Linked DNA regions of Homo sapiens: region 2 is linked to region 1. Evidence: read pairs that join two places in POLR2A ChIA-PET (ENCODE). Cell type or tissue: endothelial cell of umbilical vein. All regions are shown on one strand. Links, peaks and the distances in the headings refer to the core of each region. The heading gives the core; the rest is flanking DNA.

Region 1 (5,372 bases), core at 236-5,235:
ATGTGGGGGTGGGTCTCGCTATGTTGACCAAGCTTGTCTTGAACTCCTGGCCTCAAGCTGTCTTCCCATCTTGGCCTCTGAAAGTGCTAGGATTACAGGTGTAAGCCACCACACCCAGCCATTTTTCCATATTCATGTGAACAGACCTGCCACACTAAGTGTTTTAAAAATAATGTTAGGTTTCTAAAAAATATACAGGTGTGTAAAAGAAGAAAAAATCGTTTATAATCCCATGGTTTAGATATTCCCAGTTGACTTTTTTTTTTTTTTTTTTTGGTGGTGGGGACAGAGTTTTGCTTGTTGCCCAGGAAGGCAATGGCGTGATCTTGGCTCACTGCAACCTCCGCCTCCTGGGTTCAAGCAATTCTTCTGCCTCAGCCTCCCTAGTAGCTGGGATTACAGGCATCCGCCACCATGCCTAGTTGATTTTTTTGTATTTTTAATAAAGACGAGATTTCACTATGTTGGCCAGGCTGGTCTCGAACTCTTGACCTCAGGCGAGCCACCCGCCTCAGCCTCCCAAAGTGCTGGGATTACAGGCGTGAGCCACTGCACCCGGCCCCCAGTTGACTTTTTAAAAAGAAAATTCAAGTTGCTCAGGGAGGTATAAAGGCTCTTCCCCACTCTCTCTGAAAAAAAAACCAGTGTGAGGAAGTTCTTGGGATTCCTCCCAGAAAAAAACCCACATTATCCACATGCACGTTTGTATTCTTCAAGCATGCTGCTGCCCTTTCACGTGATAAAATGTCTCAGCGTGCTCCCTGACAGCTACGCAGACGGATTATGTTATCTATTTTAGCAACTGCAGAGAATATTTTGTGGGTATACTTGATTTAACCTCTGTCTCCTACTGGTGGACATTTGGGCTATTTGTAGTTTTGGAATATTACACAATTTTGGTCAAACTGTACCAGATTTGTTTTCAAAAACATACAATTTGTATGTAAGCATGTAAGTGTGAGAATGTGGTTCTGCAGTGTGGACTCTTCAACTGAATAGCTTTTTGGTAAGAATTCTGCCAGATTTCTCTTCAGAAAACTTTGTATCAGCTTATATGTGTGAGCGTATGTTTCTGGACTATGGGCTTTTCTAAATGAACAGGCTTTTTGGATTGTTTTGGGTGTGCACATTTTCCAATCAAAAGCTACTGTTTGCGGCTTTCTGTGGTGAGCGTAGGGTCTGATGTTTTGGTGAGCTTGGGCAGACAGCGATCAGACACAGCAGCTCCGTTCACAGTGCAGAAGCGGCCACTGGAGGAGTTGCTCTGGGTGTCTTGTTAGGTGAAGGCCACTGTGGGAGCTGGAAGGAGGCGATAGACACAGCCAGGTCTAAGGTTGATTTTCTGTATCAAGTAAAATGATTGTCCTTGCTGCCTGTTTTCTTCCAACTGTTATACACTGGAGCCTGGTGCATAAAATTCAGAGACGGCCTCCATTTTAAGTTTTCTCATAGCCCCGTCTTTCACAGTCCTTGGTGGTTTTGTTGCTGTTAATATTCATTGCTGTTGGCGCTTTTGCAGCTCCTGATAGTGGCTGTTGTGCATATCTCACTTCTCGACTCAACCTCTTGGCGTCACTTGCCACCCCTCCTGCCCCCCACTTTGGTTTAGTTCTTCCAGGAGATCACACCATTGGTTGAAGTGACTGCAGAAATGAAGCACTGGAATGCCTGGGTGGTGGTGTTTCATCAGGCTAGGCTGGCGGGGATTTGTGCTCTGGCAAGAGGAGGTGCGGTTTGGAATTACACTGCTCTGGCTCCTGGGGGGGTTATTGTTAGCTGGAATTCAGAGAGAGCTCGCTGGGAGAGTTGGGAATGCCATGCCCCCTCTTCCTGGTGGAGAGTAGCTCTCCCTTGCAGGCACAGTGCAGCACCCCACACTGGAAGCCCTGCTTTGGGGTCAGCTGCCTTCAAGTCCAGGTTCTACCACTTAGAAGCTGGGTGACCTGGGGCCAGCTTTTAAATCTTTTTGAATCTCCATTCTCTTCCTCTGCAAAATGTGATAGTAACACCTTCATAGGACCTGGGAAAGGATTCAGAGGGTCATGTGCTGCAGAGTTGATAGGGCACCTGGCACAAGACAGCAGGCTCTCCATAGACCGCAGCTATTAATGGTTCCTGGATTCAGCCCTCCCCGGGGGCCCGGGGGTTTGGAGCAGGCAGGCTTTTGTACACTTGGGGCTTGTTTGTTACCTAGGTGTTGGGGTTTCTAATTATGTGCTCAGCACTGTGCTACATGCTAAAGATTTGGACCCGTAGCGCATTGCCCTCACCTCCTGGAGCTCAGTCACCTTAACTAGCAAGGGCCTCCCATGGGCAGGTGCATCAGGGCTCTTCTGTACATCTCTCCACAATGAACACCACTGCGGATGTCTGTTCCCACGAGCAAGGGCGTTTGATAGCTGGCAGCTGCCCTGTGTCTAGTCTGTTGTGTTGTGTTCTTGGGGAGTTTCAGGTAAATGTCTTGGAAGGAATGAAGGTAGGCATGTTAAGGCAGTTTGTGGGTTCTGGCTGCAAGGGAGACTGCAGCTGGGCCAGCAACAGCCCTGACTTGACCTCAGGCCGACAGGAGTGTTCCTTTCAGCCACTTAGACCTACCTGCTATGAGGTCTTGAACAAATCATGTCTTTTGCTCCTTTAAGTCTCAGTTTTCTTATCTGCCCCAAATGGATACGGAACCTGTCTCACAGCATTGCTGCAAAGATTGGCGTAATTTCTGGGATGCAGTGTTAGTGCAGTGTAGGAAACCTAGTCAACTTGGAACAGTATATGGTGTTGATACTATGTTGCTCAGTTCACCGAGATCTTAAAAACAATGTAACAGTTACAATACAGGCGTGTCACAGTTACAATACAGCCTTGCTACAAACATCAAGCTCCAGAAGTGTATAGAGTAGAAAGTGAAAGTCATTCCTTCTTCCCTGCTGTTTCTTTATAATATCAAGAGAGGACTGCTGTCTTAACCAGTTGTTTTTAACTAAGGGGACTGTTTTAACTGTGCATATGAATTCTAAACCTGAAGTGACCACTGGAAGGTGGGAGGTGTGACTGTTTATAGGTAGACCTTAATATAAGCAAAGACATCTCATATGGCTCCTTAGTGTGGTCTCTTCAGCTTTTTGAGGGGAGAAAAGGCCATTGTAATTCTTTGCACACCCTGGATGAATCATAATGTTGTATTGGTAAAGTTCAGCAGTGGCATAGACTGGGTTTAATTAACAAGTGCTGCTTCCAAAGATCCCACAGCTTTACAATTTGCTGTTGACATGGTTGGAGGGTGGGGGAAGGGGAAAGGTGGGCATGCCCTTAGGGTAATGGGGCAGTGCAATACGGTTTTTTAGACGCTTCGGGGAGATGGTGGGTGGGGGAGGAGAGTTGTGAGTATAGAGTTTTGGGTGAGGTGAGGAGTCTGTGGGTAAGGTGTTTATAACGTGTGTAGTGTATTTGGAGTGAGGGTGCATGCTCCCTTTTCCCACCGTTCTGAAGTCACAGCTTGGCGTACCTGGGAATGCCCTTGGCGTAGTAATCCCTGGCCCTTATTTTGGATCTGTCCTTTATTCCTTTGTTACTTTAGAACTGGCTTCGCCGGCGATTGTCCTGGGTTTCCTCTAGTGTCTGAGGCTTGGAGGAGAAGTCATGCACGGCTTCTGGGGTCCAGTCCTTTGGCCTTTGCTGGAGATTATTTATACCAACCCAGCCCTTTTAGCTCCCACTTCAGTATTTTTGGATTTATTTATTTTCATCAAAGAGAAAGTTCCTTTGTCTCGGCTGAGTTGATGAACGTCTCTATAGCAGCAAACACCCGAGGGCGTGTGGCCCAGTTCTGAGAAGCTGTGGTAGAGTGAGGAGGGCACTGTGTGACCCTGGTTCTCACTTCACCTCTGAGCCTCTGTTCCCTTATCTGCAAATAGGGGGTGATAGTAAGGACAGCCACCTTAGTGGCGGTTAGGAGGATGCTCTCTGCAGCTGTAATGTTTATTCGGGCAGCCCGATGGAGTATTTCCTCACCGGGGTAACGGGAGGCATTGCATCCAGGTTGGAGTGGTTGCTGAGGAGTCCTTCGGTGCTTCTGGTGATAGTCATTGTTGGCCCTAATCCGCCTCCTGCAGCTGAACTGTGGGAGTGCCACAGCTAGAGGGGGTGGGAAGAAGAGGATGGGGTTGTTGTAAGTAGGCTGTGTTCTCTGCCTGTCTGGGCATTTGCTGCCGAAGGGCGTCTGACTCCCATGTAATTTACCTAATGAGAGGTCTCGGGCCTTGCTGGTTACTCTGTGCGGGGTTACAGGTCTCAACTCTTTTCTTTCTATGGACACAAACGAAAAATGTGCTTTGCAGAGATGCCAGGTTGTAAAGAAATATTGGCCCCAGCATGTAAAGATACATGTACTGGAGTGTTGGTTGTGGCATTATTTGTGGTGGGACATGTTCAGTTGGACATTTCCGTAGGGAAATGGGTAAATAAAATACGATGCCACTGTATAGTGGAATGCTGTGTAGGCATTAAAAAGAATGAGGTAGATCACTATGTGTATTTTTATCTTTTAATTTTTAAGTCTGAACTAAACAGAACTTATGTATATTTTTAGAAAGATGACCATGTATAGAAAGAGAAGAACCCAGGTTGAATAATACAGTAGCTTCCTGCATTTGTAGAGAAGACCATGACTGCTAATATGAATGTGTATAAGCCTGGAGGCTGTCCACCAGTTTGTTAACACTGTTTACCTTTTGAGTTGGATTGTTTTCTTGTGCACACATTAGTATCTTTTTTTTTTTTTTGAGACAGAGTTTTACTCTTGTTGCCCGGGCTGGAGTGCAAATGATATGATCTCGGCTCACTGCAGCCTCCGCCTCCTGGGTTGAAGTGATTCTCCTGCCTCAGCCTTCCGAGTAGCTGGGATTACAGGCATGTGCCACCACACCCAGCTAATTTTGTGTTTTCAGTAGAGACGAGGTTTCTCCATGTTGGTCAGGCTGGTCTCAAACTCCCAACCTCAGGTGATCCACCCCCCTCGGCCTCCCAAAGTGCTGGGATTACAGGCATGAGTCACTGCGCTCAGCCACTTTTTTTTTTTTTTTTCCTGAGATGGAGTTTTGCTCTTGTCGCCCAGGCTGGAGTGCAATGGCGCGATCTTGTCTCACTGCAACCTCCACCTCCTGAGTTCAAGCGATTCTCTTGCCTCAGCCTCCCAAGTAACTGAGATTACAGGCATGTGCCACGACGCCCGGCTAATTTTGTATTTTTAATAGAGATGGGGTTTCTCCATGTTGGTCAGGCTGGTCTCGAACTCCCGACCTCAGGTGATCTGCCCGTCTTGGCCTCCCAAAATGCTGGGATTACAGACGTGAGCCACCGCACCTTACAGGTGCCTGCCA
Region 2 (5,372 bases), core at 132-5,131, 170 kb before region 1:
GCCCCTCCAAGTTCCTTTTTTGGGGGTGATTACAGCGGTAGATGGCAGGGGTCAGCTCAGCCTGCATCCCCTGACGCCTGAACTGTCAGGATATCCGGCTGGAATGCACAGTCGCTCCCACCTGCCCAGGGAGGAGATGGCGGGGCTTGAGCCATCTCCAAATCGGGGCAGGCAAAGAGCCTGGATGACAAGAAGGGGCCCCAGGGATGCCCACGCAGCCCTTCTGGGGCATGTGCTGCAGCGGCAGGCACAGGAGGTTTCATTTATGTTTCTGCTCCGCGTAACTCAGGAAAGGGGGCGCAGACTGAGCTAGGCTGTGTTTTGCTTGGCTTTTCCAGACACACATATCACACTGGTAATTGGTGCTTCAGATGGCAACATAGGGATAGAGGCCAAATTGAGCTCCTCAGGGACAGGTAGAACCCCAGTTACACGACACCCACAATCCCGGCCTCTCGTTTGGGCAAAAGTATGAGTCCTGTGGCACGGTGATGTGGCTGAGCCGGTGGTCCCCTCCACATGGCCCTGCCCACCTGTGAGTGTCCTGGTGCCTGCTTTCAGCTTTGCGTTCTCTGTGGCAGCCTCCAGAGAGGCTTCTAGGTCAGGTCTCTGGCATTACAGAGAAGGAGTGGACTGTGCAGGCTGCCCTCACTCTTACCCCCACCAGCTCTGTAACCAGAACGAGGCACTTGGCCTCTGTGTCTTGAGAGTTTTTCCCCTCAGTTGTAAAGTAGAATTCGAATACCTGTCTGGCAGGGTGGCGGTTCGGACTAAATGAGGTGCACCTGGCCCAAAGCTGCTTCCCAGTCTTGGCGATGCTGTTACGCTCACCCGCAGGCTCTGGCCTGACATCTGGGTTAAATGATCCCAAGTTGGTTCCCACTTTGACCTCATCTGGTCTGTGGGGTGGGGACATCTCCTGCCTGGCCTTCAGGCCCCTTATCAAACACAGGACCCTGCTGCTGGGGAATGGTGCGGCTCTAGTGCGGCGCTCAGGCTTTCGCTGGAGATTTTTCATCAGGGCTAGGCTAGGCCCTTGAATCTGTGTTTTTCCTAAAGTGGGTGATTCTTGTACAGATGGTCCATGAACCCCATGGGCCTTCTGCTTTAATCTAAGGACAGTAGCCATAAATACCCACCCAGGGGGCATCTGAAAAACAGAACCCAGCTCCCATGAACATGTTTATTTTGCAGTTAATCCAGGCTAAGGGATTTTATCTGAAATTGTTGATAAGAAACACAAGTGTAAATTTAAGCCGCTCTGGCACCTGCTCAAAAAAGAAAAACTCTAAAAGCACAAGTGGGCCAAGTCACCTCCTTGCCACTCAAAACACTTTGAACCCTCCTCTGTGAGTCCCTGTAACAGAGGAGGAAAGACCTTCCTTGCCCTCATCCTGCCTTGCAGCAGCTCACCCCACTTGGCTTCTGGACTGCCACTTAGTTGTTTATTCTATTTTTTTTTTTTTTTAAGACGGAGTCTTGCTCTGTCACCAGGCTGGAGTGCAGTGGCACAATCTCGGCTCGCTGCAACCTCCGCCTCCCAGGTTCAAGGGATTCTCCTGCCTCAGCCTCCCGAGTAGCTGGGACTACAGGCGTGCACCACCACGCCTGGCTAATTTTTGTATTTTTAGTAGAGACGGGGTTTTACCGTGTTAGCCAGGATGGTCCTGAACTCCTGGACTCAAGCCATCCGCCCTCCTTGGCTCCCAAAGTGCCGGGATTACAGGCATGAGCCAGTGCACCTGGCCCCATTTGTAATTTCTCTTAGAAGACCTGTCCAGTACTTCTCGGCATTTGATTTTCAGCCAACAAAACTGGCCCAGTTTCATGCCAGAGATGGGGCTTCTTGCCTGAACTTCCTCTGAGGAAGTCCGTGGAGCACCCTGGCTGGAAGGCAGGGATAGTGGATCTCCCAGCCTGGGCTGCCAGCTGGTCGGATTCCTGCGTGTGCACCCCCATTGCTCTGTCTCAACATCACTCTCTACTTTCCTCCTGGGGAAAGGAGGAGGAGCAATTGGATGGAGGGTGTATCAACCCCCAAACTTCTGCCGTTTTCAAAATGTCTCCTATGGGAAGTTAGTATTCTATAAAAAAAAAAAAGGTGGGGGGGGGCTCTATGGCCATATAAGTTTAGGAAGAGTGGATGGAACAAAATTTAACATCTTTTTATTATAAAAAAGACCTTTTTGAGCCTTTAATATGCAAATATGTTTTGTAAATCAACAAGAGGAAACAGTCCGCCATTTCCCAAATACGTTTGCTCGGAACCTTTCTCCTTGGAGTTGGGGTCCTTGGCACTCAGGCTGGGAACCGCTGCCTCGTTGATGTTGCTATACGGAAGCACAGCTCACTTCCTGCTGGTTGTGTTTCTAACACACATTCCTTTTTAAAAATTGCTTTGTAATAGTAACAACTCACTGGATGGCTACAGCATGCCAGCACTGACTATGCTAAGCCCTTCACTGACATTTTCACATTTCACCCTGTGAGCCACGTACTACAACCCACAGCTTTCAGATGAGAAAATGAGGCTGAGCCAGGAAGCGGTTTGCCCAAGTCTCACAAGAGAATGAGGGGCGGAGCCAGCACTGGGGCCCGGGCAGTGTCTCCCTCCCGCTCCTGCCAGGCCCTGGCTGGCTACCATTGGATCTCCTGATTCTTCTCCAAGATACCTGTTCATTTCCAAAGAAATCTTGCCGGCTGGTGCCAGCAACACTGCTGAACCCCTTACCGACCAGCAGACCACCCTGTGAAAACAAGCCGGCCTTGACATCAGTCACAGCAAATAACCCTGACACCACGCAGTTACCTGTCCCCTCTGCTGCCTCTCACCTGTTTGTATCTGTGATCACGATCTGTCTACAACGGCAGCCCGGCGGGGGCTGGGCAGAGGCCGGGCCTGTCTAGCTTATGTTGGCGTGAACCGCACATGGACAGGGGTTTGCGGGTCCTGACGAGGACTCCAGGGTGGGAGCAGCTGGCTCCATACCCTTCAGCTGTGTCATCTGCCCTTCCTCTGCCGTCTCCTCTGGGGTCTGGCTTTGAGGCTTGCCAGAGTCCCACCAGAGGTCAGGCCACAGGCCCACTGAGGTGGCAGTTGCTGCATTGTTATAAATAGAAGCCCATCCATACCGCAGCCCCGGCCGGCCGGAGATTCTCTGCATTGTTTTCAGACCTAGATTGCCAGCTGCAGAGGCCACAGGCAGGGGTGGGGGGAGCGAGTGGGCTGTGGATGGAAGGCGGGAGCCCCAGCATATGAGACAAGAGCCGAGCCCGGTCCTGGCTAGAGGCGACCTCTCCTTGCTGGCATCCTGGCCCGTGAGGGTACAGAAGCAGCTTTGCTTTGTGGCCCATCGGATGTTGGCTTTCTCGACCTCACCTAGTGCCTTTCCATCTGGAAGCCTAGAAGGGGGCTTGGCTGCCATGCAGCCCTCACAGTGCCTGCAGGCCCTCCTGTCTGGCCCTCCTCCCCCTCCTGCCCCCTTCCGCATCTAACTCTCCCTGCGGTTCTCCAGGCCCCTCTGCACTTTCTCTGCTTCTCAAATGGCCCATTCTCCTCGTCGCCACAGGACCGCTCCATCCTCTGTCCCTTCCTGCTCATCCTGCAGGTCTCCATTTAAGCGCCACCTCCCCACGGCAGAGCCTTCCTGGTGGGCTGACCTGCTCACAGGCACTGGCTCCCTTTGTGTGCTCCTGCCCTGCCGCACTGCTATTTTGAGGCCTCCGTCGCAATTGAAATTTCTCGTGTAGTCGGTGGTTTCATTCATTTATCTAGTCCGTCCCAGCAACGGGCAGCTCTGTGAGGGCAGTGCCAGGACAGAGCAAGAGTCAGGAACTGTTGATAAATGACTCCCAGCACGACTTCCTAGAAAGAAGCCAAGACTTGTTCAAAAGCCAGACCCCCACCTGAGATGACAAGAGATAGCAGGTATTCAGACAGTTCAAGGGCACAGGGCCAGCTAATGGCACCAGAGGCACACAGCAAGGCCAGGGCTCCCCCACCCTGCCCAGGGGTCCTCTGGGTCTCATCCCAGGAACGCACTAGGGCAGGGCAGCCAGGTGAGTGGTGAAGAGTGCAGACTGGGTGCAGGAGGCCCTGGGGAGGAGGCCTTTCTCTGAGACACCAGCTGGAGCAAGCCGTCCCATCTGCCCCCCGTGAAAATGAGGCAGGTGCCGTGTGCCTCACAGGGCAGGGCTTGCACGGGGCTCAGGGCAGCGCCTGGCAGAGTCACTGGGGTGCTCACGGTGGCTTCCCTGCCTTCTCAGGGAGAGACCCAGGCCCCAGCAGACGGACCCCAGTGCCCCACGAAGTCTTCCCTGATCCCACAGCTGACCGGCAGCACTCACTTCAGGAATGGGGCTCGGGGACCCGCAAAGGTCCAGCCTGGGTGACAGAGTGAGACTCTGCCAAAAAAAAAAAAAAAAAATCAAGACAGTAGACATCAGACAAGGAAGGACAGTGATCCCCAAGATTCAAGAAACTAATGAATGAGCCATATGATTGCCCCAGTTACCGCCTGGAGAGTGTGTCCAGATCACAGTGCATGGAAGGAGAGCCCAAGAGGAGCCCGACAGTCTCCCGGAGTTTACAAAGCAGAGGACTGGGGAGGAGAGGGCCTCACACAGAGAGAACTCTGGACCCTTGCGGAGGGTCCTCTCGAGTATTCAACTGAGTACTGCTCAGCTTGGTACATGTGAGGAAATCCCGGGTCTAGAGAAGGAAAACAACATGAGAGGATTAGAGGCAAACTCTTCAGAACTCTAGGGCGAAGAATAGTGCCTCTTCCTGCCGGCCGAAGTGGAAAGCCTCATAAATCACTTCGCATTGGAAACAGTGCTCAGAAACGTTTTGTCTCGGTGCTGGGAGAATATGAGTCCTACCCAGAATGCCACTTGGATCTCACCTAACAACGCTTAAAAGCAAGACCCAAACAAATCAAACTATTTCCAAGTAAGAGCCCAGAACAAAGCCCAAGAAGCGCATAGGAATACAAAAGCACCCGGTAACGGGCGGCTGTCAAAGGTAGCAGAGGGGCAGGCCCTGGTACGCAGTGGCTGAGGCCATCTCCTGGGCCACCTGTGGCTATCACAGCCAAATAGGTACTGCTGGACCAAGAGGTGGTGGTCCTGGGTGGCAAGGGCATCAGCGTTTCTGGCAATTTCTACAGAAACAAGTGAAAGTGCCTGCCCTTCCCCTGCAAGTGGATGAACGCCAACCTATCCTGCGCCCCCTACCACTTCCAGGCCCCCAGCCACATCTTTAGGCAGACTGTGTGGGGCATGCTGCCCCGAAGACTAAGTGAGGCCTGCCGGGCACAGTGGCTCACGCCTGTAATCCCAGAACTTTTGGAAGCTGAGGCAGGTGGATCACC

What was found. Peaks named below come from ENCODE experiments on the same cell type or tissue, not always from the same donor. Only the 100,000 strongest peaks of a DNase experiment are listed, where the experiment ranks them.
Region 2: POLR2A ChIA-PET joins it to region 1 with 5 read pairs; 2 of 35 experiments call an interaction of 5 or more read pairs at or near these places.

Annotation. Positions count from the first base shown.
Region 1 is chr9:131,403,961-131,409,332 of GRCh38, forward strand. The region is part of intron 1 of PRRC2B (proline rich coiled-coil 2B); the gene reads left to right. Among named protein-coding and RNA genes, the nearest start is that of PRRC2B, 13 kb to the left of the region's middle. RefSeq lists a silencer at 3,782-3,901 and an enhancer at 4,905-5,372. In endothelial cell of umbilical vein, for the core only: a CTCF peak has its summit at 4,107; DNase peaks (open chromatin) are centred at 2,941 and 4,101; H3K27ac peaks cover 1,799 bases.
Region 2 is chr9:131,235,625-131,240,996 of GRCh38, forward strand. No RefSeq gene overlaps it. Among named protein-coding and RNA genes, the nearest start is that of FAM78A, 38 kb to the right of the region's middle. RefSeq lists enhancers at 1-4,173, 1,209-1,709, 1,710-2,210, 2,266-2,833, 2,630-2,789. In endothelial cell of umbilical vein, for the core only: no CTCF peak of the experiment used is centred there; DNase peaks (open chromatin) are centred at 1,847, 2,427, 3,117, 4,837 and 1 weaker place; H3K27ac peaks cover 2,395 bases.